Linked DNA regions of Mus musculus: region 1 is linked to region 2. A link is a loop called in an ENCODE intact Hi-C map of the cell type or tissue named here. Cell type or tissue: heart. All regions are shown on one strand. Links, peaks and the distances in the headings refer to the core of each region. The heading gives the core; the rest is flanking DNA. Region 1 overlaps Syk (spleen tyrosine kinase). Region 2 has its middle 43 kb from the start of Gm33116.

Region 1 (15,886 bases), core at 4,447-12,446, 350 kb before region 2:
CATATATAAGGTCTAGACATGGAAAATGCTACACGATACACACATTACCAGCAAACTATTAAGAGTACCAAAAGCACTTACCATTTACATACAAAACATATAAAGATCCAATAAATGCCTACACCAAGGTTAGTCACAGATATTTGTGTTCTGGAGATAGAATATATTTTTATTTTCTTATGAATTTGCTTATTTCTATTTAGCTGTTTTCTATACTATACTACATTCTAATACAAACATGTCACTACTGTCACCACAGTTAGCATACACAAAGGATGCTTTTACTCTAAATGAGTCAGAAATGAAGACTACAAGATGGCTCAGTTGGTAAAAAAACAAAAAAAAAAAAAAAAAACTTGTTGCCAAACCTGATGACATTAGCTTAATCCCCAGAACCTGTGTGAGGAGGAGAAAACCAATTGATGAGTCCTCTGACCACATAAGCGCTGCAATGTGTATGTGTGTGCGTGCAATAAACACACGTACTTGGACGCCAATGTCTGGGATTAATTGAGCAGTGTAGGTACGTTCTGAGAAGTTTTCAGAATGCACTCTCACACTGAAGATGACAGCAGTGCAATGAGTCAACGGTGCTTACTTTTTCATTTGGTAGTATCCCTTTTTCACAGTCCCGAAGTTACCGGAGCCCAGTTCATTGTCCTCCAGGGTCAGCAGGCTCCTGTCCAGGTAGACCTCTTTGGGCCGGATCTCTTCAGGGTCAGCATAAGGGCTCTCGTACACCTCTGTGTCCATGGGCAGGGCTTCTCTCTGAAGGCCTGCAACGTAGTCAGGGAACAGATGACTCCAGTCTGGACTCCTGTGACATTACAACCCTTGCCACCCTGCCCTAAACTCCTTCCGTCTAAGGGACAGTTGCATGCAGCGGAGAAGCGAAGCAAGGGAAGAGACAAGATGGTTCTTCTACACCAGTACTAATGGCAGATAAAACCTTCCTTAGACTTTAAGCCAGCTGTGACAGTCTCCTATTGAGAAGTAGCACCAACGACACAGTCCTTGTTGGCTTTTCATAACTGAACCAACAGAGCTCAAGAGAAATGATATGTGTGCTTCTCAAGGCTTGAAAAAGCCAACATGCTTCATTTCTAAGATGCTAAGGAGTTCTACTGCTCTGAGGCTCATGTGAGACAGGCCGTGAACTCAACACAAAGCCAGCAATGATGCCGACGGTGTATACAACACGATGCATGGCTTCTGCGGGTCTGGGGATGAAACCCGGGGCTCCGTGCATGCTAGACAAGCACCCTATATGAGTCACACCTCCAGCCACAAGGCATAAATGAAATGAGAGATAACTGACTCTTGTTGCTTTAAGCCTCTATTCGGAGGCGAACTATAGCAACAAACAAACCCCAATCTTGTTAGTAGAAAATCAGATGCAGACACTCATGAACCTACGAAAGGTACCGAAAAAACCCATTTCTGGGAACAAGTCTCCTGCGCCCTCCTGCACTGTGTCCCCTGTGGCCTCCCAGTCATCACAGCTCCCTGAACAAATCTAGAAGAATCTGTGAGTTGTGCCTACCGTCAAAGCCACCCAGAGGTTACAGTTATGCTTTGGCAACATTTTCTTCCAAGAATGGCAACCAGGGTCCCCGGAATGTGCCAGACACACAGCATGATGCTGCCGATGCTAACAACTCAGGGTTTTTGTTTGTTTGCTTGCTTGCTTCTTTTAATTATAAAAGACCATTTTCACTAGACAGGACTGCTTGTTTTATGGATAGGTGATATTTTCTACCTGTGGCTGGTGGATATCACCACTGTTTAGTGTGGACCATCACTGTAAGGCAAAGTTGGAATGGTGCCAGGAATTTGTAAGCTGCCTCTACATGCTGGCAAGCCTGTGTGTACCCTGCTCGAATGTTTAATTGAGTAAAAGTGCATCTTTCATCTCTCACCTCTGTCTGGGCCCCAGGGCCCTCCCGTTGGCTCATAGGGGTTGAAGGACACAGTGCTCTCTGGACGGCTCCCTTGGGGTGGGGCAGGCTGAAGCACACAGATGAGAAGATGTTATTTTTCTGCCCCGATGCCACCATTTCCAAGTGTTCACAGATAACATAAGCAGGGGAGGCAGAGGATTAGGAAGAGGTCAGAAAGGCTCATCTCATTCTTCAGGCAACTGTTTGGACCTGAGAAGGCTAGACAGGCTCATGGCTTATAGCTCCCACCCCTGAAGTGGCCTTAGGGAGGGAGGGAGGGAGGGAGGGAGGGAGGGAGGGAGGGAGGGAGGGAGGGAGGGAAGAGCATCTGTTCTGACTATCCCAAGAGAACTTCCTTTCACACCTCCCAGAAAATAGCAGGACCTCGCAGGCTCCCTCCCCATGGGTTCATTTCTGCTTTCATCTAACGTCAGGCAGAAGTTATTTAAAAAGTCAAACCGTGTCCACCTGTTTTGCCTTCCATACAGATTGAGACACCAAGGCATTGCTACCACAGGGTAGCCCAGGCCAACCAGCTGCAAGTCTCAGAGAGGAAGGCTGTATCCTGCCTCACCCCCACCCCATGCACTTCGGTCATTATCGTGATAAGGACCATGATAATGTCATCGGGCACATGCCCTGTCAAAGAGACAGTCTCTCTGTCTTCCTGAAGGAAGAGAACTCTTCTGGTTTTCCTGTGGCTGTTCACTAAGGCACACTGGCCCTTATACACGGAGATTTCTCATTCGATCCATCAATATCAATTTGTTTCATGAAGTAGGCAGAGGGGGTGAATCTCCTTATAGTTCTATTTGATACATTTTTAAAAACTTTTCTCTGGCCCATCTTTACTCACAAATTAAAGCAAAGTGGTGGCTATTAAACCCATCTCACAGGCAAACCGCCGTCCAGCTCTGACGGCTCTCTCCTCCCATTTCTGTCTTGTCTTGAATATCTACTTACCTTATCAGCATCCACACATTGCCATGAAGTAGTGAGATAATGCCAGATTTGAGGGGAAGTGTAGAGAAACAGAGACATTCAGCTAACATTACACAGCCACCATCTTGAAGCACATATCAAAAATCCCACCCGCCTCACTGACGTGACAACCCCACCCATCAATGTTTAGCAGCTGGGTCACACTCGGTCACTACGACTTGCTGGCTTCGTGGTGTTAACCATGAGTTAGAGTCTGCCAGCACCTGTGGGAAAGACCTCTTTCAGCAAAGCCAAAGGACATCCAGTCTCAGATGTCACAGGATCCATATTCTCCTGGCCTCTCTCAACACTCCCGAAGGACTGTGTGATAGAACTAACCATGGCAACAGAGCAGAAGTTATGCAGACTTAGGCATTAAATCAAAGCTCAGTAGCTGGGCCACGCTGGTAACGGATGCTAAGGAGAAACACACAACACAGACGTGTGAAAGGATGGATGATGGACACATAGGTGGGTGAATGGGTGTGTGTATGTACGGACAGATCCATAGATGGATGTATGGGTATGTGGACAGATATGTGGATGGATGGATAAATGGATGGCTGAGTGGATAGATAGGTAAATGGATGGACGGTTGAATCAGTGAGTTGGTAGATGGACAGAAGGATGCGTGGGTGGATAGATGGTGGATGGTTGAACAGAGAGACCTTTCAGAAGATGGAGATGTGGAATGTAAACTCACATGGTTTGAGATGAATTCTCTCTTCAGTCTTTGCTCTCAGGAAGGGAACTAAGCATAGGCAATCTCTTGCGAGCGACCCTCTTAAACATTTACACATCACTTCAGCAGAGTTGGCTGTTGCTTAGAAGCCCTGCCTAGGAAGAACTACCCTAGTTTATACTTGATAATAGCTACCATCATCCAGCTGCAGTCTCCAGATGTCTTTTCCGGTTAGCGTGACTACCATGTTAAGTCTTTTGATTTTTTTCCTCTGTACACAAGAAATGTCTGAGATCCCCAAGACAATCTGACCATCATGAAGTTAAAGGACACCCCAGGGTAGGGAGGACAGGCGTAATCCTTCCCGTGGATAGAAGAGCGTCTACCCTCTGCCGCTCAGTGTCTCAACTGGGGGCTTCATGCAGTCTCTCTGGAATTATCTCCGGAGCAAGGGGGCTTCAAAAGACTTGTTATAATAAACCAGCACTCACAATTTCCTAACAAAATCTCTTGGAATATTTTTAAAGCAGAGCTGAGGGTCTTAGGAAATCAGTTTTAAAAAATGGCAGTATATCAAAAGGACGTAGGGATCAGTGGGGGGAGGGACCCCTGAGCATCCCAGCTCCTGGAAGGAGTTCACACCCAGATAGACAGGAGCTACCCCTATGTCTCGATGACAGACAAAAGGACAAAACAGGCACCTCCCTTGGAAACTGGGATTCTTCTTTAAGTGGATGTAGCTCAGTGCTTCATTTCCATGCTGCCCAACAGAAAGCACCCTATGAGTCCAAGCATTCAAGATCCAGACAGAGCCCCTGAGACCCAAGAGATTCATAACCCTTCTCATCTGGATGCCTCACCCTTAGGACCCACCACCTCCTGCCTCCTGCACCTAGGTGGCAGCCTAGGGAACTGGGACAATCATGGCACCTGGCTTGAGTGTCCTGCAGAAGGAATGGGCAGGGCCAGAGCAGTCATTGGCTGCTTTGTGGTGCAGATGAAGATACAACCCTCCTCCCCTCCACTACCAGCTCCACTGTCACCACTGAAAGCTCTGGAAGCAAAGCTTCAGTTGAAAGATGAAGGGAGGGAAATGTGAGCTGTCGTGAGAAGCATTGCTGGTAGACAGCGCTAGCATGCGTTATCCATCTCTCCACTTTGTACTTGGTGGTCTGGCCCTCCCTGGCATCTCTGTTCTGCACTGAGAACAGAGCTGTAAAGGAAGCGCTGACAGCTTCACCCTTACCCTTTCCACTTATGCACAACTTCTAGTGGCCCCTAGATGGCGCCAGGAATCCAGCCTTGGGTAGATAATTTTCAAGTTCGAACTACTCTGTCACAGTGTGTTAAAAGTGGGGATGCATTAGACAGGCTTGTGTGCGTGCGTGCATGATATTGTGTGTGCGTGTGTGTGTGAGCAGTTGTGTGTGTGCATGTGCCTGTGAAGGACAGAGGTCAACTTTCAGGAACTATCCACCCTAGCGTTTGACACGGGGTCTCCACTGGCTGAATGGCTGGTCAGTAGGCACCAGGGACTTGCCTGTCTCTCTCTCTAGGCCCGTGATCACCAGAGCTCTGCAGCACACCCTCTGTCCTGTGGAGCAGGTAGCCTCTGCCCTGTGTCCTGCTTCCACAATCTTGCCTTTTGCTTCCTGGACCTTGACTTTCACTCCCAGCTTCCTGCCAGTATTTTCAAACTAGGCAACGGTGGTGGCAGTGTGGGTGGTAACCCTCCCCAGAGGCCAGAAGCCATAGGGCTCCAGGACACTGGCTGCAATCAGCTGGCTACAGTCTCCAGTCTCAGAAGGAGCACAGGCAGTGTGATGTGGGCAGACTCTGTCAGAAGGTGGGATGCGGTTAGGTTCACCTAAAGATGAGCACATGCCCTGTATAATTATTCTTTGATCTCACAACAAAGACCTAAAACCTGGCCTCTTCCTCCTCTTTCTCTTCCTCCTCTTTTTATTTTTTTAAAAAAGTTAATTTATTTATTTACACTGTCATTCTCTCTTCAGACACACCAGAAGAAGGCATCAGATCCCATTACAGATGGCTGTGAGCCACCATGTGGTTGCTGGGAATTGAACTCAGGACCTCTGGAAGAGCAATCGGGGCTCTTAACTGTTGAGCCATCTCACCACATAGCAGCTTACAACTGTCTGTAACTCCAAGATCGGATACCCTCATACAGGCACACATGCATGCAAAACACCAATGCACATAAGATAAAAAGAAATACATTATTTCAAAAATCTGTATTTGACTTTCCAAGTATTTTTCTCCTCCTGGTGCTAAGGACCAAATCTAGAGCCTCATGGTTGTTAGACAAATACTCTGTCACTAAGCTAAGTCCCCGCCCTGGTTTCATTTTAAATTGATAATCCTAAGATCAAAGCACAGTTTTCATTAACTCTCTAGACACTAGAGTTATTTCAAGTGCTTGTTGACTGGGCTTTGTTGGTGTCGGCTTCTCTAAAAATGTGCACATGGCGTAGGTGGATTTCTATGTGCCTGCACATGTATGTGCATGTACGTGCGATTGCTTATGTGGACATTCGGGGGCCAGAGGCTGACATCCGATATCTTTTTCAATGCCTTCACCACCTTATTGTTTGAGGCAAGGTCTCTCACTGAACCTGGAGCTTGCCTCTTTGACGAGACTGGCTGGCTGAGGGGCCCTCCTGCCTCAGCTCCTCAGCACTGTGATGGCACCGTGTGCCACTGTGCCTGGCTTCTTACTTGGGTGCTGGGCATCTGAACTGAGGGGCTCGTGCTTGGGTGACGAGCACTTTGCCTACTGCGCTATCTCTTCCAGCTGCAGCGTTGGCTTTCGCTATGACAACTGGCTCTCCTGAGTGGTCAGTACTGAGTCACGCAGAAGACCCAGCCTGAGGCAGTCCTGCTGCTGAGAAGGGGCTCACTGATGGGCTTACAGTCCTTAGTAGGTGACTTCCATCATGAGGATGATCTCACATGGGCCTGACTCAGGTGAGCATTCTTAGATGTAAGTTTAGACTTTCTAAGGAAAGGGAAAAGGGGGCGGGGAAGGGAAGCTGACCCCTACCATGCAGCAGCTTTCTTTAGCAACACCACTGAGGTTCCACCTGGCTCTGGATCCCCTCTGCTTGACAATCTCTCCCATGGACATTGCAATCACTTAACTGGTCTGTTTAACTCTGTAAGTCCTTGAAATACATCTTTGTGTAGCTATCCGCAGGCAATCCATTTGCCATGTGTAAGCAGCAATAGATGCATACACAAATACACATACTATGCAGATGCATATGTGTGTATATGGTGCATATTCAGGGCATATGCATTTCAAATATGGTATACGACTATGTACACACGGGCACAGATATTTCCATGTATGAGTGTATATATGAGTGTGTCATACATGTGTATGTGTGCTCATGTACATACAGCATCTCTGGTTGATATGTCTCCGGGGGAACCCAAAAGATAAACTTGAGATGCTGGGATGAAAGCACTCCTTGCCAGGACTGTGCAGAGCTGGGGGCTGTGAGTTAGCAACAAGCCTTGGGCTACGGCAAGTGGAATGACAGGGTGTCATCAGAAGCTCTTGAAGAGTCGGTTGAGGAGGGGGAGACACAAGGCTTGCAGTGTCTGTGAGGCTTGTTAAGTGTGGTGTCACATTCAGGATTACAGAGTCTGTGAGTGGCTGCTGGCCTGAGTGGACACCTCTGAAGAGCTTCCTTCATCAGGCACGTTTAAGTCCCTTAGCCTGTGAGGTACCGTGTTGCCTGGCTCTCACTGGGCTTGCTGGCCATGAGCTACCCCAATCACATGGGGGTGTGTCGGGCTCTGAGAAAGGTCCAGGCAGCCGCAGACTATCCTCTAACATTCTCCTCACTGACTGAGCTTAGCACAACATGGCTGCCTTCCTGTTCAAGCATCATGCTCCTTTCTCCGCTGTGCTCTGGCCATCAGGGTTAGGACCCTCTAGGAAGTGGCCAACAGAGCAAATAGTTGCTGAGTAGAACTCGTGGGCATTTATGCTGTCTGTTGCTAATAAATACCTTAATATACAACTCTGTGTACACTGGCTTAATCATATGCCCACACGCTTGGAAAAAACATTGATATAAAATTGAAACAACTATTAATAAAGTTAATCTTTACCTAAAGAAGATAAAAATAAATATGATAGAACAACCTATACATATTATATACACAGATGTATATAATACACATTACATATGTGTATATATATGCACATATATCTGTGCATATACATACATATACACATATGGGGGTGCATGCGTGCGTGTGAGTGTGTGTGTGTGTGTGTGTGTGTGTCTGTGTGTGTGTCTGTGTGTGCATGCTTGTGTATGTAATTCACTATAAACAAGTCAACACAAAGGTCAGGGTAGGACTTCTTATAAGTCTGGAGCTTGGGAGGTGGAGTTAAGTTCAAAGACAACCTTGGCTACAGAGTAAAATCCCGTCTCACAGACTAACCAACCAAACAAACAAATAAACAAACAGAAACCAGGAGCTTGGGCACAGCTCAGTGGTGAAGCGCTTGAGTTTGATTCCTAAACCCTGAAAATAAATCTGTGTAGGAGTCAAGGCCCATACATGGGGATCAGAGGCAACTCGCAGGAGTCAGTTCTGGCTTTCCCCTTCCACCCTGTGTGAGTTGCAGGAAATCACACTCAGGCTGTCAGGCTTGGTGACAACTGCCTTTGGCCTCTGGGCCATCTTCCCATGAAGGCCTTTTTTTACTGTCCCTCAAAATTCAGCCATGTAACAAAATGCAGAAATCAACCTGCTGTCTCAGGGGGTAGAGCTCCCCTGGGGACCTTGGTTGCCTCCACTGGGAAGAACTCTATGTGGCAGAAGCCCTGATGCTGCCCCTTGTGACTCTGGACACTGAAGGTGAGTTGAGCGTGCAAAGACTCTCTGGAATGAGAGCCAGCAGGTGGGGCTCACTGAAGTGACTGGAGGTACGTGTTGTAAAGGGCAAGGCAACGTGGACAGGCTGCGCAGCGGCGGTGACGGAGAAGCCACAGGCAGGGAGGGCATGTGTGCACTGTGCAGGGACTGCAAGGCTCAGTAGGAGCACAGGAGGCAGGGTGTAAAGAGAGGTAAGGAGACAAAGCATGGGGCTGCGAGGCTCAGCGGGTATGCTCGGAGCTGGGCAGGCGGGAGGCACAGAGGCAAAGCCGCATTGGGTACAGGATAGCCAGCCAAGCACGGGCTGCAGGAGGGTCTATCCTACCACTCAGTCAGGGACAGCAAGCACGGGACGCTTTAGCACCTTTTTGTGGCCAGGCTTTGGGAAGGAGTAGGATTTGATCCTTGAGATTATTCCACCCGGTGACCAAGTCTAGAAACCACAACGGCAGAGAGGAATAGAGCGTTTAGTTTCAGAAAAACACATGCAAGGATATTCTTCGTCATGACATGCTACCTGGCCCCGATTCTGCAAATGCCCTGCCCGCTCCCTTCACCTGCCCCAGGGAGATTTCCTGCATGCAAGTCCGGATCATTTGAGAAGCTTCCAGAAGAGCCTATCATTCTGGCAGAGAGGTCAAGAATTTTCAATAAATAATTTCCCACTGAAGGCTACAAAATTAAAGCTGAGACAAGAAGCAGCCACGTTGTCTGTGGAAATCTTGTGTCTCAGACTCCACAAGAGACTCTAGTCACTGGCTGTTCAGTGGTGTCAGTGGTTGCAATATAACATTTTCATTTACACAATCCTGGGACATACGCAACCCTCGGGTCACAAGTTAGACAGATCTGTCTCAAGGGCACAGAATGATAAACACCAGGTGAGGCCACCAGGGGGCACTGTGGTTCAGAGGACCCTAAAGCTCCAGGGTGTGTTAGCCAACTCAAGGGCTCTCAGTCTGGTAAGAAGTACTAACCCTGGAATGAACAGGTTCAGTAGCAAGTGGCCAACCGCCCCTGTTGGAGACAGAACATGTGCCTGGTAGATATTGGGTTTTTTAGCATCTAGCAAGATAGAAGTCAAGAATTATTCCCTGGTGGTGCTAATGAGCTGGGATGTGCTCGCTGAAGACCCTAGATATGAGAAGAGATGCTCTTGTGAAGTAACCTAAGTACCAGCTCCGACATCCCAGATGGAGAGGGGACTTGAGGTTCTTCTCTCTTTGAAGGCATGGCAATGAAAGGGTTAACCCAACACAGGGCCATCTGGGCTCCGTTCTTATCTAGTGAGTGGCATGGAGTGGAATGTGCATTCTGGCCAAGACTCCTTCCTTCTCTGGACCTTTCTCTTGAAATCTTGCCAAGTGGCCCCTCCCTGCCTCCCCTAATCATTAGTCAAATCAATTTAAGTCAAGTCCCTAGTAATAAGGTGTCAATTGGTTGGGCCAAAGAAGTTGGGTAGCCAACCTCAAGGAGATACCTATCCGCTGGCCATGTTATACTGATATGCATGTTGGCAGACCTGTGCATGGCACACACGAGTTCACACAGACAGTACAAGACTGAACGTGGACGATATATTCCCCTTTTCTACATCTGACCGGTGGATTTTCTGATCTCCTAGGGGGTTTCTGTCTCACTCTGTATACTTCCAAAGAATGAAGAGAAAATAAAACGGCCGAGAAACCATGAAAACACGTCTAGCTGGGCGGTGGTCACAGGCTGAGGCTTTCTCAGACTCACTGGATTCCCAGATCTTCCGGGATGTGCTCAGAGTATCCATCCCGTGCTGACTAAAGCCTGACCTTCCCATGTGTCCAGACACAGCTGCTTCCCCAGCAGAGACGCCTCAGAGAATACTTACCACGGGATGGGCATTTGGGCTTCCTGGGTGGCCTGGAAGGAGAATATGTCATGGTTACAGTTCTGTGTACTTCTGTGTTTGTTCAAACCATCTACTTCTCAGATCTATCAGTATGATGGGAACATACTGGGGAGACTCAACTTTCTGCATCTGTACTTTTCTCTTTTACTGGATTTTTCACACATTCCACCAAGTAAGCTTTTCTCTTTGAGACAGGGTCTGACAGTGGCCTTGAACTCACAGATTCCCTACCCTGCTTTTTTAATGCTGGGACTGAAGATATGTGCCAACATCCTGGCCACACATGCAATCAAAATCTTCTAGTTTTTGTTTGTTTGTTTGTTTGTTTTTGTTATGGTTATCTTTCAGCTAATGATTCCAAGAATTTGAGTGACATCTAGTTTAATCACACGGTAAAGCCGAAGCCTCACCCTGTGTGAGTTTGGCAAATCTGACACCAGGTTGACAATGGCTAGCTCCCCCAAAACAGAGCCTCTTCTGTGCCGATCACTCACCCATCTGTGCACCAATCTTTTGGCATGGTACCGTGAGGACTCTTAGTAGCCCATCTGGCTTGTAAGAGTAATGTTCCACTAGCTGGAAAAGAAACAGGGAAGAAAATGGTTAAGAGAGAGAGAGGGGGAGACAGCGGATAAGTCACAGCCCTCACAGGTTTTAAAACCATCTAAACCCCAGATAGTCTCTTTTCCACAGGGTACTCGGGGGATGGGCCAAAGATGTCCTTGGATAGAGTCAACAAACTTTTTAGCCTTGAAGCAGCTGGTCACATGCATAGTCAAGAGTGGAGAGTGAATGAATGCATGCATGCTTACTGCTTAGTGAGCACTCTCTGCTCTTACACAGACCAGAACTCAAGCTTAGGGAATGGTGCCACCCAACAATGACCTGGGTCTTCCCACATCAATTAATGTAATCAAAAGAATCCCCATGGATATGCTCACTCTCTAATCTACACAATCCTTCACTGAGGCTCTCTTCTCAGGTGATTTAGATGGTATCAAATTAACAACTAAAACTAACCATCACGGGCAGGTGAGATGGCTCAGTGGGTAAGAGCACTGACTGCTCTTCTGAAGGTACTGAGTTCAAATCCCAGCAACCACATGGTGGCTCACAACCACCCATAATGAGATCTGACGCCTTCTTCCGGTGTGTCTGAAGTTAGCTAGAGTGTACTTATGTATAATAATAATAATAATAATAATAATAATAATAATAATAATAATAAAATTTTAAAATAGTTTAAAAAAAATAACCATCACGTAGCCAGATAGGGATACATTAGGGGTTCGGGGTCTCCATAGCATCTCCATCACTTAGTCCTTTATTGACTTAATTTTTTGTTTATTTGCTGAGATAGGATTTTTTCTATGTAGCCCAGGCTAGCCTTGAATTTACTACTTTTGATCCTTCTGCATCCACAGTTAATGTAGTTATGATATCAAATTAAGGAAGCGGAATGTGCTCAGTAGCAAATGTGGGGAGCTGGGTGAATAATGTTGGGGTGCTTGAGTTGCCTTGAGGCTTACTGACAGCTAGGTTGAGAACACATTGCAGAGCAGGTATGGGGTGCTCTTTGGACAGGCAGCTGTCTGCAGCCCAGGAAGAGTAGACTTGCTTTCTAAGCTGTTTTAACTTCCTGTGGTGGCTCGGCTATGAGGATGCTTGCCTAGGAGGGTGCTTCCCATATTGGTTATCCACTGGGATGTCACCTGAAATTCAGTGTCTACCCTGGCATTTCAGAGCTCCAGGACCAGCTAGGTCACAGTCCCTAGGGTTTTTGTTTGATCAGTTACAGTATGTGTGTGTGTGTGTGTGTGTGTGTGTGTGTGTGTGTGTGTGTGTGTGCATGCATGCACATGTTATTCCAGTCCCTGATGGCATGGCCTTCTGTCAAATTCTTAATGCTGCCCTAAAATACATGATCTTGAGGCACCAGGAACTTATGGCTCTAACCAGGTGACGGAGCCTGTTTGTGGCTTCATTGACTTGATGACGGTCTGTGTGAACATTTCTCACACAAGTCTTCTAGAAATCAGAAAGTGGGTTGATGGAGGGTATGGGACAGATAGCCTCGTTCCTCCTCTTGTTCCTAAGAGTTTTGGAACTAGCATCCCAGTGGGTCTGCATTGTGCCCTCCAGGAGGGAGGGAGAGACAGAGAGAGACAGAGACAGACAGGGAGAGACAGAGAAGAGAGTCCAGAGAAAGAAAGAGTCTAGAGAGACAGAGAGAGAGGCAGACAGACAAAGAGAGAGAGATACAGAGACACACAGAAGTGAGTCCAGAGAGAGAGAGACAGAGAGACAGAGACATACCTGCCAGAGGGTGTCAAACTTCTTCCCCTCAGGAATGGAGAGCTTCCCGGTCTTGTCCCTGTCAATGCGGTAGTGCAATACTTTCCCTTCGTGCAGCAGGCACAGAGCATAGGAGCCGCTGTTGTCTCTGGCCCTGATCCTGCGAGAGAGAGCACACACCATATTACCCCTACTGCGACCTTTTGACCTAGGAAGCAGTACCGTCACTACAGTTGGTGGCCCTGGTGGGCAGCAGGTGCTCTCCAGCACCAGCAAATGGGCAGGTGGTGGGCACGCAGCACCCAGACCTCGAGATGACAGGAGGGCTCTGTACCAGAGCCAGCGAGTTAGCCAGAGGGAAACGCCAAGGGTTGGAGATGGACTATGGCAAAGATCCAGCAGGGCCATGGCGCTTTGGAGATCAGTGAAAGAGCTTGGGGGGGTGTGGCTCAGGGCCACAGGCACAGGCTTTGGGGTGTCTGTGAAGCCCCTAGACTCAGGTGAAGGACAGGTGAGGAGTCTAATGAGCTTGTTAACAGAACTTTCTGGAGCACACAAAGGAGGTTATGAACTCTTCTACTCCTATGGTCTTCTTCCCTTTCTCTTCAGTGCCAAGGCCGGGTTTAAGACATTGTTTGACATTAGCAGGTAGCATCCCCCACCTGAGACGGGAATGATAGCCACGTGGCATGAGCCAACAGAGACAGCCCAAGGCCTGAGGCGTCTGTAGGTGAATGAGACTTCATTGTTCCACTGGTACCAGGAGCTACATGTAGGACTTCAGGCCCCCATGGCGAGTGACAACATACAGGTGCACCCTTGAACCTCGAGACACAGGCACAAGGCAGTCCTGACATCATAGGAGGAATCAGTACTTAGGAAGGCCCCGGAGAAGGTGAGATCTGGCTGGCATGGCAATAGGAGGTGTGACTCTCCCAGTTCAGAGCCTCATTCCTCTGAGGCCATGCTATTCGCCGCCTTTCCAGCAACTCATGCGTTCTAATCATGAGATCTGGGGAAGGGCGAGTCCGTGGGACATCTGCGGTCTGGGAGTCCCTGAGGCCTCTGTGGCCTCTGCATTTGCTAAAGGAAGGAAGATGAATTTTCAGAGCATCCAGCATAAATGCACTGGACTTGGGAAGAGCTCAATCAAGTCCCAGCAGCCTGGAGAAGGGTGTCTGTAAACTGGGGTGGTTTGTACAGCTTTCTCCAAGCACACAACATCAAGGCCACAGCCACAGTCCAGGCTGAGCTGGGCCTTGGGACCGGAAGTGACCTCACTTCCCTTTCTCCTGCCATACCCATCTCCTCAAAGTAGGAGGAGGTTGCAACTTTACGAATGATTTCTTTTGAAATGGCGCTTGCCTGGCAGAGTGGCCAGGGCTCCCTCCAGGCCCCTGCTTGAAGCTCAGAGAAGCTGGTGAAGGGTGAAAGACCCTTCTCCGCCATCGTAGATTTGTGTTTTGAAATTTCACCACTGTGGAAACACCTCCTCCCTCCTACAGTCAGTCACGAGCACCCTGAGGTGCCAACTCCTTTGGGATGACTATGTGGCTGATAAAAGCCTGGTTGGTCATTGGGTAACGCCCAGTCACACAATAAAACACCATATATGAATAAAGGGTTGAGCCTGTTTTCTAGGGAAACCATTCACAATGTGTGCTGGCTTGCAGAAAGGACAATGTGTGAAAACACACACACACACACACACACACACACGTGTAAGGGGCTGGGATATGGTTCAGTGGGTGAGAACACTTGCGGTAAATCAGGCTGGACATCTTCACATGTGCCTGTAAGCCCAGCGACGGAGGTTGGAGAGAGACAAATGCTATGAGCTCCCAGGCTGACCAGCCCAGCTGAGGCAGTGAGCCTCTGCTCAGAGAGAGACCCTGTTTCAGAAGAATAAGTGGGAAGTGATAGAGGAAGATTCTGGAAATCTTCCTTGGGCATCTGCATTTGCATGCATGGGCATGCACATCAACACACATAAGTAGGCATAGAATACAGAGAGAGAGAGAGAGAGAGAGAGAGAGAGAGAGAGAGAGAGAGAGAGAGAGAGAGAGAAAGAAAGGAGGGGGAAGAAGGGGAAGTGGGAAGGTAAGGGGAGAGAGAGAGGAGGAGGAGAGGGAGGGTAAGGGGGAGGGTAAGAGGAGCGGTAAGGAGAGGGAAGTTCGGTAAGTAGTAGGAGGAAATGTGTATGTGTATGTACGTGCATGCTCGGCAGACAGACCTTGAACTTGCCCCTCATAGATGTGAGAGAGGAGGGTGTGACTTTTGCTGGAAGGGCTTAACCCTCTTCTCTACCTTTGTGTGCCCTCCAGGGTAAAAGAATGTGTGGGTGGTGGTGAGACCAGGCAGTGAGTGGAGGGCCTGGGAGATAATGAGATACTGAAGGCTTCGGTGTGTAAAACTCTAGGGATGCGGTCTGCATCTGATACAGAGAGAGCAGGACAGCAGGTTCACTCCAGCCTGAGTACCACTCAGTCTCTGTGGCTATCGTCCAGGGGCATCTGTGATGGGGTCAGAGTTGAAAGGGGAGGGAAAATGTCTGAATGGGCAGGAGGAGAGAGGATGGAAGATGGGCGGGGGAAGAGGAGGGGAAGGAAAGAGAGGTGAAGAGAGAGGGGAATAATAGGTGGGAAAATGATCATTGCTCAGAGCTAAGAATGCACAGTAGCCTTTCCAAGAAGGCTAGGAAAACAGGAGACAGGGATCCTGGAATAAGTGACATTTGGTACAGAAACGCTGTGCCTGCCAACACCTTGAAGTAGCAACACTGGGTGTTGTCTGTGCAGATCCTGAAAGCAAGATCGGTCCCTAAAGCAAACCAGATCTGAGGCATGCCAAACTTGTGTTCTCTACCCATGCGTCTTCTGAAACATCTTCCACAATCATCTCTCCCTGCACTGTGGAGAGGGTGCAGTAGGAAAAGTGCTTGTCTTGCAACCAGGATGATCTGAGTTCAACCTTTAGAATCCCTATTAAAGCAAACAAACAAGCCAAGCAGTGGTGGCGCACGCCTTTGATCCCAGCACTCGGGAGGCAGAGGCAGGCGGATCTCTGAGTTCAAGGCCAGCCTGGTCTACAGAGTGAGTTCCAGGACAGCCAGGGCTTCACAGAGAAACCCTGTCTTGAAACCCTCCCCCACCACCACCACCAAAGAAAAACAAAAACAAACAA
Region 2 (15,886 bases), core at 4,205-12,204:
TAAGGGGAACTGAGCTGTTTGGGGGTGTCTTAAAGAGTTGTATACAGGAAACCACGGCTTGTCCTCCAGAAAGCTGTCCCCAGTGGAGAGAGGGACAAACCAAACCTCTGTGCAGGCCAAAGCATGGAGCAGAAAGAGCAGAGAGTGTCCTGGCCTTCGTGTGAGCTGGATGCATGTGGAATGAAATAGGAAAAGTGGCTGGCCAGGGAGAGTCCTGTTCATTACAGAGCCCCCACTCAAAGTCCTAGATCAGGAAGAAGTACCCAACTCAATGGTACACAGGAATACACACCCAAGGTCAAGTACCATGCTGGACCATCGCTGGCAGGCACAAATGTCCTTTGTTCCAGTGGCCTGCTGCTTCGTGACAGTGAATTCCAAGCATTCTCAGCTACTGTGACCTTCATGGAACGGGCCCACCGTTATCTACCCTCCACCTCAGCTTTAGTTATTCATTCAGGCAATCATTTGCCGGGGTGCATTTAGATCTGGGAATGGGGCATAGTCGATCTCTGCAGACAACTTGCATAACACGCGTGAAACCCTGAGTTCTATCCCCTGCACCGCGTAGCACATAAACCAGGCATGGTGGTTTCATGCTCAGCTACAAGGCTTGACTACAAGCCAGAGGATTTGAGGGATAGTTTGGTTGTTTGTTCACAGTTCACCCTAATCCCTGTTCTAAGAATTATTCTTAGAAAATACTAAGTAGTCAAATTTTTTATATGTGTTGAGAAGACATAGTGTGCCAGCGGTCTTATCTCTGCACATGCCGGTAATGTCTCTGCGCATGCCTGCAGTAGATTGTCTTGTCTCTCTCTGCGCATGCCTGCAGTGATTGTCTTATCTCTGCGCATGCCTGCACTCTTGACCTGTAAGGCAAAATAGATCCCCTTTCTCTTATGTTGCTCTGCCCAGGGTACGTCAGCACAGAGACGGAAGGAACGCCCCTGTACATCCGACTGTGTTGCCACATCACAGTTCCAACTCCATATCTCACTTCCTGCAGGGACATACAGAATTGTCCAAGACCCTGGAGTATTTCTAGCTTGCATCCTTTAGATATATTTCCATTTCCATCGCTGTGACAATCAGCCGGGCCAGTGACACTGTAGCAGACACTGGTCTGAGAACAACGGTGTACCATGACTGAGTCTGCACATTTGAGGATGGAATCACACAAAAATCAGGACAAAATTTTTTTTAAATGAGCACCTTCAAGACTGGCCAAGAACTTTAAATAAATAAACAAATAAAGGCGAGCAGTCACAGTCACCACCCAAAAGTAGACAAATACCTACTTGAATGGGAAGACAGACTCCAGGACAGCCAAAAGCTTCCGTCTGCAGAGTGCAGAAGGCCAGCCTACAAGACAGCTTTGAGGGATGCTGCAGAGACTGCTGATGCTTTAAGTAGACGCATTAATGGTACATGAGACAACAAAGTCAGCCTGGAGAAAGGATTGAAGCCCCCCCCCCCCCCCCCCGCCGCCATGCAGCACAGCCTGTGCCAGAGGGAGCCACTCACTGCAAGCATCCATGTCTGCAGACTCGTGTGTGTGTGTGTGTGTGTGTGTGTGTGTGTGTGTGTGTGTGTGTGTCTCTCACACACACATACACACACATGTGAGCACACACACACACACACACACACACACACACACACACACACACACACACACACACACACACACACACACACACACACACACGAGTGCGGGTGCTTATGTGCACACACACACACACACACACACACACGAGTGCGGGTGCTTATGTGCAGGGTTCTGCATACACAGTGAGCTCAGAATATTAGACAAGCTCTGGCGTGAGCCTTCTTAGCCACGCTGCCTCCCTCTCTCCTCGCCGCCTTCTCACTTTCGCTTGTCTGTGTAACCGTCTCCCCGCCGTGACATGAAGGGGGCGGATTTGATGGTTTCTAAACCAAACTCCAGTGCTGGCATTTAAAAATCCCAATCTGCTGATGACTTCTAAACTAATACTTTGCCAGAGAGCTCTTACATAGCTTTCTAACATTTTTCTTGGATTTTGTAAAAGACTCTCTGTGTGTGTGTGTGTGTGTGTGTGTGTGTGTGTGTGTGTGTCTGTCTGTCTGTCTGTCTGTCTGTCTGTCTGTCTGCATCTCTGTGTGATTATGGGCAGAGGACAATCTCAAAAACAGCTCCCTTGGTTTTTGTTTTGTTTTGTTTTGTTTTGTTTTGAGACAAGGTGTCTCACTAGCCTGGTGATTGCCAAGTAGGCTAGACTGGTTGACCAGTCTAGCCCAGGGTTATCTGCCTGTCTCTGCTTCCTCCCCAATTCTGGGATTATATAGCACCACCATACCTGGCTTCTTTAAATGTGACTCCTGGGGGTGAAATGCAGGACCCTGTGCTTGGGCAGCGATTGCTTTGCTGACTTATCCATCTTCCAGTTCACTTACTCTTTAGGTTTCTGCCGTAATAGCACCAATAAAAACTTCCTTTCCAGCTACCAGCCTCACAGCCTGTTTGACAAAGCAGACAGCCAGCCAAGTAGGGGAGGAAGAGAAGGTCTCTGATTGATTTGCTCCCACACAGAAATGTCATCTGTGACAGAAATGGACACTCAGGAGAATGGGAGACTTAAGATCTCAAATTTAAGAGACCATTGGAGAGATGATTAGAGACAAGAAACAGATCCCTAAATTACTCGGGGCGGGGGGGGGGATAATCAGAGAAGATTGGTAAAGAATATTGCCTTTTGGTGGTTAATTAATTAACTTGTGAGGTGGCGTTACTCCATTTATTAATTAAAAGACCCACTAATGTCTAAAGACCTGGGAAAGGTCTGAAGGTGCTGAGGCAGCTACCCTGGAGCTGAGCCTCTGCCCTCATCTTCCAGGCACAGTGCTCCCAAGGTTCCACCTCTGGTGGGAGACTCACATTGCTGTGGCTCTCAGAGTCTGGCATCAAGGACAGATTCCTTCCCATTTAGCTGACAATTGTCCATGAGGCTCACACTCATCCACAGATGCCACATGGAAGTACAAGCAAAGGAGAGCCATGGCGAGTAGTCCACCAGGCTCCAGGGCTTACTCTAGGTGGCGCTACTGTGACCTTATAGTTACCTTGGGGACAGACAGACAGACAGACAGACAGACAAGCTTTGTGGCTTTTGTAGTCAGTTTGCAGGAGGTACTTGCTTTGGGGATTTCCCCTCATTCCTTTGTATCCTCTTTGGTCTGCAGGCATCTACAGTGGCTTATCTTGACTATCAGCTTGGAAGAATTTGTGATTGTGGAAAAAACCTCAGGACTTATCTGTGAGGGATGAGCTCCATCAGGTTAATTGAGGTGAGGAAACCCATCCGCACTGTGGGCAGCACCGTTCCACGAAGGACTAAGTGGAAGGGAGATAGCAAATCTGCCCTGGTTTTATTTCCATCACTGTGATAAATACACTGGCAGAAGGTGATTTAGGGGGGAAAGAGATTGTTTTACATCACAATTTCAGGTTAGGGCCCATCACTGTAGGGAGAATACAGCAGCAGGAGCTAGAGAGACATCACATCCACAGATGAGGGCAGAGAAAACAGAGGTACCCATGCCTAGTACTTAGCTCATTTCCCCACTTAATGGAGCTCCAAACCCAAGCCCAGGGAATAGTGCTGCCCATTGTGGACAGGTCTTCAGCCTCAATTCAGGCAATCAGAACAATGCTCCACAGAGATGCCCAGAGGCCCGTTGGGAGACTTCTCACCAGGATAATTTTACATTGTGTCAAGCTGACAATTAAAACTAAAGATCACCAGAGAGAGAGAGAGAGAGAGAGAGAGAGAGAGAGAGAGAGAAGGGAAGGAGGAGGAGGAGGAAGAGGAGGAGGAAGAGGAGGAGGAGGGAGAGGAGGAGGAGGAAGAGGAGGAGGAGGAGGAAGAGAAGGAAGAGGAGGAGGAGGAGGAGGAGAAAAGATCACACGAGGTGGCTAGAATCATTCATCCTTCTGTGATTGCTGACTCTGCCACAATGTGACCAGTTGCCTGAAGCTTTTGTCTCTGTTCCTTCTGCGGCCATGAGGGGACTGTACCTGGGAACTGTGAGCTAAAACATAGCTCCCTTCCTTAAGTCACTTTTTCAAGTGTTTTGCCACAGCACTAAGAAAAGTAACAGATATACAGCCACCTCTAACTAAGTGGTGACAGCTCTTCTAGTCAGCTTCCTGGGTCACAGCTATAGCCTGTTCTTGGCCACAGTCTCCCTACAATGCTCACAGATCGATCTGTACAGTGATGTCTCAGTTGCTTCGTGTTGCCACAACAAAGTACAGAGTGGGTAGCTTTTGGGAATGGAAATACACCGCCTTATGCTGCCAGAGGCTTAAGTCCGTGATGAAGGACTCCAGTGTGGTTGGTTTCTAGTGAGGTCCATTTTAGACTTAGTTGTTTCAAAAACCTACTTTCATTATGAGTCTTTGGTTCTTCAACCTCTCTTCTAGCCCACCACCCACCAGAAGTAGGGGAAAAGAAAGATTAATACGAATAGGGGTTGTGGACCTCTTTTAAAACAGTTCTTTGGGGGCAATTCCAATCTTCATTGTCAGCAGTCCAGTTCACTAGCAAATACCAAGCATGAATCAGTAGCAGCAGCGCAATCCAGAAGAAACCACGAGGCTCCACCAATTGGCACGAGTCCATAGACGCAGCACGAAGCAGCAGAAACATCACCAGAAGTAACCTTCCTTATTCCTGCAAGTATGTCTATGCAATACCAGAGGTCAGAACGGGGCATCTGATCCCCTGGGCCTGAAGGAACAGATGTTTGCAAGTTGCCGTGTTTGAGTGATGGGAGCAAACTCAGGTCTTCCAGATAAACAGTCAGTGCTTGTAATGTCTGGCCATCTCTCCAGCCCCACAGCTGTGCTTTAATGGGGACTGTGGTGGACTCGACTTGACTCTGCTTTTTTTTTAGATTAGAGAAGGATACTCACAATGAGACTGGTGACCGGGAAGCAAGCTGCTCCAACTATGAAAGCTTTTATTTGTTCTCAAAATCACAGCTTGTTTTTCAGAGTTAAAATTAGATTTCAAGTCATGGTTGAACAATGCAGCATGAAGGTCCCCCACACAGAAAGAGGAAACAAGGTTCAAATGGGGCTGGGTTGATTGTTATCAAAGTGAGCACGAGAACTGGAATTTTAAGACAGGTTCAGTTGTTGAAAACATGGTGGGATATAGAACAGCAAAAATCTCTAATTGAAACTTCAAGTGAACCAGTAAGGAATCCAAGAGATCTCGAGTCAGTATAATTTGTTTTACTTGGAACTTGGGCAGGAATTAAAACTATAATGTCTGGCCTCATGAACATGTGTCCCCATGGCCTTGAGCCTATAGCCAAAGACTGTGAACACAATATTTCAAACAATGTGTATGATTTTACATAACAAACAGATCACATGCCTAGGAGATGACTTTGTGATGTCCAGGGGATACAGAGAGAAGACCTTACCCTCAAGCACACACCAATGGCCCACTTTCTAAAAATGGCCCTACCTCCTAAAAATGTCCAGACCCTCCCAAAATAGTGCCACCAGCTGGGATAAGTTTCCAAACCATCACAGCTGGGAGTGATTCATACATGGTGTGGCTGGCTCTGGAAGAATTTTCAACCCTTTTCCTCAATGGCTCGGGAAAAGAATCTCTTTGCTTTTGGTTTTAGGTGAGGGAATGAGGGATACTATTTGCCTTTAAAAAAATAATAATCTTTCAAGGATGTAGAGTGGGACCAGAGGTGAGGGACCACGTTGGACTCAATTTCCATAGCTGAAGAGAGAGTGAGCAGAGGTAAGAACAGGGAGGAGATGTTAGTGTGAGGTAATGTTGATAGGAGCAGGAAGCTGGGGAATGGAGTCTGGCTTTGGGCATGGTTGAGTGCAGCGCTGTCCCTGAGTGCTTCCTGGGGATATGTGGCCTGATATCTATTCACACCTCACAAGGCTCCCATGACTGATGAAAGAGAAAGTTTTCGCTAAGTTCATCTTGGTGAAGCAATGACTTTACTCAGGCTACTGAATTCAGAAACCTAGGTGAGGGGTAACTTACAGGAACACGAGTGAGGCAAGGCATCACCAGAAAGCTCACCCAGCGTGGGTAACCACTCCTTCCAGCTGCAACCCTGCAGCTCCATGCATGCCTGGCAAGCATCTCTAGAAGACTCTTCTCCCTAACAAGTGTATACTGCTTTTATAGCCTCATGGAGGGGCATTCTGAGGCAAGCAACTTCCTAAGTCCACTGAGCCTTGTATGTTTCTTTAACTTCCTGAGTCTTTCCTCTTCAGCAAGAGAATGCTTCCATTTGAAAGAGAAAACTAAGGACTTGTTATTGGATTCCGTAGATGCGATGCTGGGCAACATGAACTGAGCACTGGGAAGGAAGGAAGGAAGGAAGGAAGGAAGGAAGGGAGGGAGGGAGGGAGGGAGGGAGGGAGGGAGGGAGGGGAATTGAGGGAGGAAGGAGGGAAGGAGGAAGGAAGGAGGGGAGGAGGGAGGGAGGGAAGAAGGAAGGGAGGAAGGGAGGAAAGGAGGGAGGGAGGAAGGGAGGGAGGAAGGAGGGAAGGAGGGGAGGAGGGAGGGAGGGAGGAAAGGAGGGAGGGAGGGATGGGAAGCAAGGGAGGAAGGAGGGAGGGAGGAAGGAAGGGGGGAGGAGGGAGGGAAAAAGGAAGAAGGGAGGGGGAGGGAGGTATTTGGGGAAACTTGAATTGCATTTCTCAGACTTGACTCCACAGTAAACTCTCTTATTTCCTTTGAGGTGAAAACTACTTTCTGTACCCAAACCAGCAAGACTCTGGGCAGTGCCTAGAGAAAGAAAGAAGTCAAGGCAACCTTTGCAGGGATGTTTTGTTAATGGAAGAATTACTGCACTCTTATGCTGAAGAATCTAGTAGAGGAAGAACTTTTTGAGTTGAGATGGACATGGGACCAGGTGAGAAAGAGGCCTGAGAGCAGCGAGCATCCCATGATGCAGCCTTGTCACACTGGCCTGGGGGATGGGCAGGCCAGATCATCAGGGTGGGAAGTGGCCTCCAGGCAGAAAGGAAATGGCAAGTAGAAGGAGCTGTCCCAGTATGGATGTGATGCTGTCCCACTGTGGACACGATGCTGTCCCAGTATTGACATAACGCTTCAAGAAGTGCTTTGTCATGTGCTGGACCACAAAGTTTGGAGAAGTAACCACAGGAGGGTGTGGCTCTGGTGTTACAGTTCCCTATGTTCCTTGTACTGTTAGAACTGATGGGAATTGGGCTGATGTAACCTTTCTGGCTTTTCTATGCCTGCCCCAGCTCCCGAATAATGACACAGAGATTTATTTTTATTAACAGATGCCTAGACCTAAGTTAGGCTCATCCTCAACTAGTTCATAACTCAATTATCCCATGTATAGTCATCTAAATTCTGTGACGTTGGCTGCTTACCTCTCAACCAAATTCCTAAGTCCGGCTTCCCCTGAGTCTGAATGGCAAATCCCCACCCCTGAGTCTTTCCCAGCGTTTCTTTCTCTCTGCTGGATGTCCCAACTTACTATCCTGCCTTTTGCCATAGGCTATGGGTGGTTTTGTTTTAACCAATCAGAAGATGCCTTAGGCAGTCAAGGAAGGACAGAGACACATCTTCTTCACACAGGGTACAAAAACATCCGTCCGACAGGCTGAAGTTATTCTAGCGAGGTTAAGTAAAGGCTGGAGAGAAGCACAGGCTATGAATGGGTGTATTAAAGGGGGAGTGGCTACACAGTAGACAACCCTGTGCTTGATGAAGCTGAGGCAGGGATGCAGGGGTGAGACACTGGGTGGAAAGGGTCAGCAAGTTAGAAAGCTGGTAGCTTTGAAGATGGCAAAGGAGACAGTAAATGTGCTCTTGTGCTGTTGTTTCCAGATTTTGGTGGTTTCTGTTTATTTTATTATGTTTGTTTTGTTTTGTTTTGGAGACAGGTTTTTCACAGCCTAGCTTTGAACTCATGCATAGCCCAGGCTGACCTGACTTTGGTGGGTTGTGTGCTATGTCAGCACACACACCCATACCCCACAACACACAACCCACCATGTTAGGTCACCATGCCCAACTGAAGCATTAAGGTAGAAACACTGATCAGATGAAATAAGAAGGAGTAGAATGAAGGATCAGCAAAAGGGGGTATGAGGTCATCAGCAGAGAAGGCTGGGTTACATGAGGAGGCAGGAAAGCGGCTGTGAGGGGGCGGCAGTAGCTGAGGGAACCCACTCCCACCCTCAGCAGGAGGACACTGAAATAGCTACATGGCTCACTGCCATTGGAATCAAGTAAAGAAAAGAGACAGGGTCACACCACCTGCATAAGTGATAAAGTGAGAACCCGCACAGCAGAGGTGACCCAGCAGGCTGTCCCTAGTTGCCTCTGGATCCCCACTGAGCCTCACAGAGAGGCCTTCCGTGCAAATTAGGAACCCAGAGAACCAGCTTCCCCACCGCACCCCACCCCCCCCCCCCACACACACACACCCGTACATAAAAGGATCGCTGGACCCCTCTGCTCATGAGAATCATGGGCAATGTATATGTGCTAGAAATCGACTTCCTGAACCCACTCTGGGCTCTGGGTTGAACAAAGGTGGAGAGGTAGTGTGAGTCAGGTCTTGCACGCGGACATTTCCCTAGCACTCTGTTGCTAAGTAGACCTATATCACACAGCGCAACCCTCTGAATCGGAAAACTTGTTTTAGTGCGCCCCCTACCTGTAAGGCTTAGAAAGAGCAGTGGTGTGAAGCTGACTCTCAGGGAGCTTGACATCTGGGAAGGAATCACTTAAATTCACAAAAAAAAATCACCTTTTGTCTGGGGTCAGTGTGTGACCATGACCTAGGTGCAAAACCTGACCTTCCAGACTGTAGATAGAGGTCAGAAATGTGACAGTCACACCAGGGTGAAGTCCAAACAGGCAGGTACCAGAATGAGTTCTGAAGACACATAAAGAAGACAGACAGAAGAAAGCTACCCTGAAAACAGCTGCCCCTGGCCCACTGCTGTGTCAGCACACACCCCCACACCCCACAACACACAACCAACCTGTACTCGCGTCTTCCAATCTGTGGGTTTATGGGCTGGCTTCTTCCACATTTCCCTGCTCTACCAACAAGCTCAAAGTGTTCAGGATCTGTGTCTGGTGCCTAGAGCATTGGCAGGCACTCCCAGAATCTCTAGGAACCCACTGCATGTTATAAATGAAGGGTATACCACCACCTCTGCAGCTCTTTCCAGCCCGGTTACTCAAACAATCTGCTCCTGGCGTGTCTCCCTATGGGCTAGAGACAACTAGCAGAGACAGAGACAGGCAAACCCGAACTCCAGAGGACAGGCAAGCCACATAAGCTGTCACGGTCCAGTTACTTTCTGCTCTTCCAAAGCCAGTCCTGCCTACACATCAGCTTCCTGCAACGAAGGTCTGGGATGATCGCTCAGGTTGAGAAAGCGCTTGCCACCCAAGCAGGAGAACCTGAGTTCAATCCCCCAACATGGTATAAAAAGTCAGGGGCACCATTGTAGCCTTGTAATCCCAGCACTGGGGGTGGGGGATGGGGGTGGGAATTGGCAGATCCTAAGACTTGCTGGTCACTCTACCCACTGTCATCAGAAAACCCCAGGTCCCAGTGAGAGACCCTGTCTCAAAAGCAAGGGATAGGGATAGCTCAGCAGTTGCAGAGGACCCAGGTCCGGTTCCAGCACCCACATGGTGGTTCATAAATACCCCTAACTATGGTTTCAGGGGAATGCCCTCTTCTGGCCTCCAGGGGCTCCTTCGTGCACATGGGGCACAGGATCTCATGCCAGCAATTATGCATGCACATAAATGAATAAATCTTTTTTTTTAAATTAAAACCCAACGTGGGTGGCTCCTAAGGGATGACCTTTGACCTCTCTTTGTACAGCTGTACACATGCCTTCAATCACACAAGTGCACTTGCGCACACACACACACACATACACAATACACATATACATGTATACCCATACATGCACTCATAACTCAATTAATACAGGAAATATAAGATTTCCCAGAGTGGGTCAAGCTGTTCATCACGGTAGGGATTTCTCTGGGTGTCTTTCTGTGCTCATTGTTGCTCAGTAATCTCACCCTCTGGCCCCATTTTCCATGATCCCACTCACGTGATGAAACTGCATCCCTGAGGCTGTTAACTTAGCTCCTGCTAATATGCCATCAGGAACCGTGCCTGGCACAAAGGCAGAGGTCAATAAAGACCCATCACCTGTGAAGTTACAGGTTGGCAAGACTGTTCTTGACAGAGCTTATCAGTTCCCCACATCCCACCTCAAGTCTTTCCGTAAACGGACACCTTTTGTTCCCCCCACCCCATGCCACCCCTACCTCTGCTTGGTAACCATTCTCCACACTATGTGAGAAATCTCAGCAGTTCACAGTGAGCCTCCTCCATCATCCCACCAACCCTCGGCAGAGACGAGTCTTCCACTTTCCATCACAGAAATCCACCCCCGGAGAAATCCTAGAATAGCAGGAAACCTACACGCCATCTTCCCCCAGGCTTAAAATCCACACGGCATCTGTGGAAGCGACGGCAAAGTTTGTCCTTCAGCGTGTTTGTTAGATTTATTTGTGTTAGCGGGAGGGGTGCAAAGAACAAGTGGAGAGTCAGAAGGGACCTGGCTCTCTATGTTAGGTCTCTCCCTTGGGGTACAACTCAGTTGTTAGGCTTAACTGGAGGCCTCTTTCCTTGCTGAGCCATCTACCCAGCCCTCAAAGTTCATGTTTCAAATGCAGAGGTGGCATCATTGGGGCTTAGCACAGAGGGCTTTGATTCCTTCTGTTGCGGAGTGAAGAAACACCCAACACCAACCACGCCGATTGCTAGTGTGTTCTCGGTTGTGATGAACTAATTAAAGCTTTCCAAGTAGCAGCTGGAGAGGTGGCTTAGTGGTTAAGAGCACATGCTTCTCTTTCGAAGAAACCAGAGTTCAGTTCCCAGCATCCCTATCACGCTGCCCATTACTGCCTATAATTCCGGCTCCCGGGTATGTGGTTTCCCCTTCTGGTCTCCGCAGGCACCTACCTGCCTTCAGTTGTGTAAACTCACACACAGGTATGCCACACATATAAGCATATATAAAATAAATCTTTCAAACAAACAAAACTTTTCAAGTAAGCTGGTCCAAAGTCACATAGGGCAAGAATAGAAAGGGTTTTGATTATTTTCTAAGGCATGTGTGATTTTTGTTCAGGGTGTGGCTCTGCGTTCTGCCCGGCTGCTGGGCATGGCCACTGGGGAGGCAAAATTTTGAGAGCTTGACTGTGATTATCCCACACTGTTGTGGTCAGGTGTTGGGTTTAAGAAAAACACAGAGCACGGCTCAGGGGGTGGGAAAACACAGTCTGAGAGTGGGGAGAAAGCCAAAGCTGGTATTTCCTGACTTCCAGGGCTCCAGTTGCCTTAGAGAACTGCACAGAGAAGTCAGGAACAAAGTGTCCGGGGTCCCCAGGTCTGCGATGAGGCCAGGGCCTGTGGTGGTTCCCAGACATCAGACATCCAAGCATCAATGGGAGTCGAAGAGCTGAGAGCGAGCCTAGGGCTGGGGGAGGGGGTGGGGAGGATGTCTTAGTCAAGAGTTTCTATTCCTGCACAAAATATCATGACCAAGAAGCAAGTTGAGGGCAGGGGAGAGTTTACTCAGCTTACACTTCCACACTGCTGTTCATCATCAAAGGAAGTCAGGACTGGAACTCAAGCAGGTCAGAAAGCAGGAGCTGATGCAGAGGCCATGGAGGGACGTTACTTACTGGTTTGCTTCCCCTGGCTTGCTCAGCTTGCTTTCTTATAGAACCCAGGACTACCAGCTCAGGGATGGCACCACCCACAATGGACCCCCCCCCCCACCCTTGATCACTAATTGAGAAAATGCCTTACAGCTGGATCTCATGGAAGCATTTCCTCAAGGGAGGCTCCTTTCTCTGTGATAACTCCAGCTTGTGTCAAATTGACAACACAAAACCACCCTGTACAGCAGGGGAGCTCCAGTTCAGCTCAGTGGTGACTGTCCTTAGCTTGACAGTGGTAGTTGTGGCTGGGAGCACAGAGAGATTTTCTACTGGAGAATTAAGCAGGGGTTCTGAGGTCTTCTCCCTGTTCCCCATGGTAGATGAAAGAGACAGTCCTCGGTTCCAAACCGTTTATCAGTTGTTCATAGTGGAGAATGGGTGTGTATCTGCGATTAAATACTTTTTGCAGGGAGGAATGTCTGGAAAGAGAAGCTTACTGGCTAAACCCCCAGGGCCTCTAGATACCTCCTTAACATGGAGAACTCTGTTCTGTGCCTACGTGACCACAGGTCATGTTTCCTTATGTGGGAAGTGTGGCACATGTTCCAGGCCAGGCTTCTGGCAGGGAGTTGTCTAAGTCTCAGGTGTGTACCCACTGAGTTCCCAGGGTCTCAGACCCACTCTACCCACCAAGCTTCCTGGCATGGTTTACTGTCCCACAAATGGGTGTGGGAAAAGATTAGATTTAAACATAATGATATATTTTTTAAAAATAGGTTGGATTTTAAATTTTTTTTAGAAACTCCAGTTCTGCTCCATATATATATATACATACACACACACACACACACACACACACATATATATATATATATGTATATATATATATATAACGTATAAAGTAAACAAAATGTAACCTAATTATATTTTTATTACATTTATTTCTTTGGAGGGAGGGTCAGCATATGTGAAAGTCCTATAGTCAGTTCTTTGCTTCCACCTTTAATGTGGGTCTGCAGATTGAACCTGGACTGCCAGGCTTCATAGTAATTCCCTTTACATCCTGAAACCTGGCTTTCTGTCTCTGTCTCTGTCTCTGTCTCTGTCTCTGTGTCTGTCTCTCTTGTCTCTCTGCCTCTGTCTGTCTGACTGCCTCTCTCTCTCTCTCTCTCTATATATATATATATTCTTGTATAGCATTGCTGTAGGCACCTCTTTAGAATCTATGACACATTTTATATCATAAAAATCGCAACTGGCATGGTGGCTTTCATACAGTAAGTTCCAAATGCAGGTCTCTGGAGCATAGAGCTGTGTTACATGCTCAGGTGAGCAAGCCTGAATATATAATGTTTTAAATACAGTACACATAGCATTTTTCTTTTACATTGGAATCAAGTTGTTGATCCTTGGTACACAGAATCAGCTGCTGGTTGTAAACACCCCTCACGTCCCAAGATCTTGTTAACTGTGTCCAATGGGCTCGTTAAATGTCACCTGGAGCTTAGCGTCTGGTGCACACCTGTGATCCTAGAGAACGGGATGAGATGTTTAAGAGCAGCCTGTGTTATCCAGACTGATCTGCTTTGAAACAAACAGGACCCCAACAAAACGTGACAAACACACATTACACAGCTTCCCTAAAGCCTTCATCTGAGAGTCCTAGAACCTTCAACACTGCTGAGTCTGGTTGAATCCGTTAATCATTTTGCATCCACACGCCATTCACTGCATTGGCTTTAAGATTACTTTTATTTATACGGTTATGCATGTGTACACGAAAGTTGTGGGGTGTGTGTGTGTGTGTGTGTGTGTGTATAGAAGCCAGAAGAGGGTATCAGATCCCTGGAGCTGGAATTATAGGTAGTTGGGGAAGATGAAAGCCAACTCTGGAAGAGCAGCAAGTACCTTAGCCACTGGGCTATCTCACCACCTCCCTCCTGGTTTTCCCCCTTGCCTTTTGCTCTGCCTTGTCATTTTTGTTGAAAGTTAAATATGCTGTGTCAAGTAATGGAGTGAGGTACACAGGCTCCCACCACCAAGGCTCATCTGATGCTGGCAGAGAAGATGCTGTGTTGAAGGTCTACTGTGGTACAGATATGGAGTTCTGCCTCCTCGACTGTCCTTGCTTCTCTGTCTTCTGTCAAGGCACGACTGACTGAATGAGGTCGCATCTTGCAGCTCGGTCACCTGGAGTGACCTCAGTCGTTGGTCACTGTTCTCTTTCTCTCATACATCAAGTACATCAGAAAATACTTTTGGCTTCAGATTGACTGTGTATTTTGCCCAGGGCTGCTGTCAGGCTCCAGGACTCTTCCCAGGTGTGAAGTTCACACCCTCAATCCTTCAAGGTTCTGCACAAATCTCATTGTCTTACTGAGCAGTTTAGAATCCTGCTCTGCTTCTATCACTCTGTCCCCAAAATAGGCTGGCTCTCTTTCTGTTTCTACCTTGTTTTTTTTTCTCATTAGAATATATGATACTTCAAGGATGCCATTAATAAGTATTTTATATATTTATATACAATTGTTATATATTTACCTTATATTTATACTATATATAATATAATATAATGTTATTAATATAGCATAATATTATTAGGCCTGGGACTAATTTTAGACATTCTATTCAGTCTTGACACCTAAGTCCAATGCCAGGATCCCACAATGCAAAGAGAGAGCCATTTCCTGGAAATTGTCCTCTGACCTCCACACACTGTGACTCATGAACACACATACGCACACTTCACACACGTACACATATACATACCTCACACACACATACACACACTCATACACATGTACACACTTCACACACATATACACATACACTCACTTTACACACATAATAATAATATTCCAGAAAATTAAAAAACTAAAAGAATATTAATAACTTTGCGGAAATAGAACATAAAATCGAATGTCTACTTCTGTGCATTTGTTAGCCTGTGCACCCGAGTCTTTGCACACAAGTCTCGTGTGCGCAAAAGAAATAATTAACAGTGGCCTCTAGAGAGTGAGCTGTTGTGTATCCAGGGTGGAATAGGAAGGAAGAGTTATAGGAAGTCTGTCCATATTAAATATCACTTGAGTACATGACCTTTGCTTTTCAAAATAAATTAAATTCAAAGTAGGAAACAAAGCACATGGCTTGGGCCGCACTGTCACCTGCATCCTGGAAAGATTATGCACAGACGGCTGCTCTGTGTTCTCTCCCTATACGGCAGCAAGCATCTCTAACCCACAGACTCGTTTTCTCACTTTGAATCTCTTGTCACCCAAGACCACACTCTTCAGAGCTCTGGTGAAGACGGGGCAGATAATCAGCCTTTCCTTTCCATTCCAGCCTGGGCTTTCCTGCAAACAATTATCTCCACAGATAAGAAGCAATTTGCTCTCAAGGTGAATGTCCATTTCGCCTGGCAAACCCAGCACTGCCGTGAATGAAAGTCCATTTATGTTCAATAAATAATTCAGTTAAATTTATATTCCAATGCCGAGTCTCATCAGACCTTGGGAAATTGGTTTTGATGTCTTCAGGGCCTTTTGATTCCCTCCTCATCTTTCTCTGGCTCCTGACTCACTGGTCCTTTCTTTCTTGGCTGGGTGTGGGACTCTCCGGGGCACTGCTTTCTTGTAGCCATGTGTCTGTTCTCGCAACAGGGCTTCCCGGAAATGTTGTGTCCTTGTGCTTGCCTGAGACTGAGAGTCGACCCCGAAGTCTCTCTGCTGCTGAGTCCAATACAGCTCTCCTTAGCTTTCTTCCCCTCAATTCCCCACCCTCACCCCCCATTCTTTTTAATGTTAGAGTTAACTTGCACCCTCTATAATTCACATGCACGTATGTGCAGGTGGACAGGTGTGCATACGGAGAACAAAGGACAAGCCATTATTCCTTAAGAGCTGTCTACCTGGTTTTGATTTAGGGTTTTCGTTTGTTTGTTTGTTCTATTTTGTTTTAGGGGGTGGTCTTTCACAGAACCCAGAGCTCATTCATTAGACTGGGCTGACTCTCTAGCAAGTCCCTTAAAACAACAATTGTGTGCCCTAATGTTTCGAGTTACAGTGAATATAATCCTGCCCTGGGATGTGTTTTGC

Evidence for each region. Peaks named below come from ENCODE experiments on the same cell type or tissue, not always from the same donor. Only the 100,000 strongest peaks of a DNase experiment are listed, where the experiment ranks them.
Region 1: a loop joins it to region 2, with 7 times the contacts of the local background. A loop is called at or near these places in 18 of 42 quality-filtered maps.

The regions. Positions count from the first base shown.
Region 1 is chr13:52,617,778-52,633,663 of GRCm38, reverse strand. It overlaps Syk (spleen tyrosine kinase), which reads right to left. Exons shown (of 14, transcript NM_011518.2): 4 at 12,725-12,863; 5 at 10,903-10,984; 6 at 10,388-10,419; 7 at 8,888-8,956; 8 at 1,920-2,007; 9 at 599-776. Among named protein-coding and RNA genes, the nearest start is that of Syk, 29 kb to the right of the region's middle. In heart, for the core only: CTCF peaks have their summits at 4,874 (motif pointing right) and 9,423 (motif pointing right); DNase peaks (open chromatin) are centred at 4,883 and 9,423.
Region 2 is chr13:52,268,684-52,284,569 of GRCm38, reverse strand. No RefSeq gene overlaps it. Among named protein-coding and RNA genes, the nearest start is that of Gm33116, 43 kb to the right of the region's middle. In heart, for the core only: a CTCF peak has its summit at 8,739; no DNase peak of the experiment used is centred there; H3K4me3 peaks cover 620 bases; H3K27ac peaks cover 466 bases.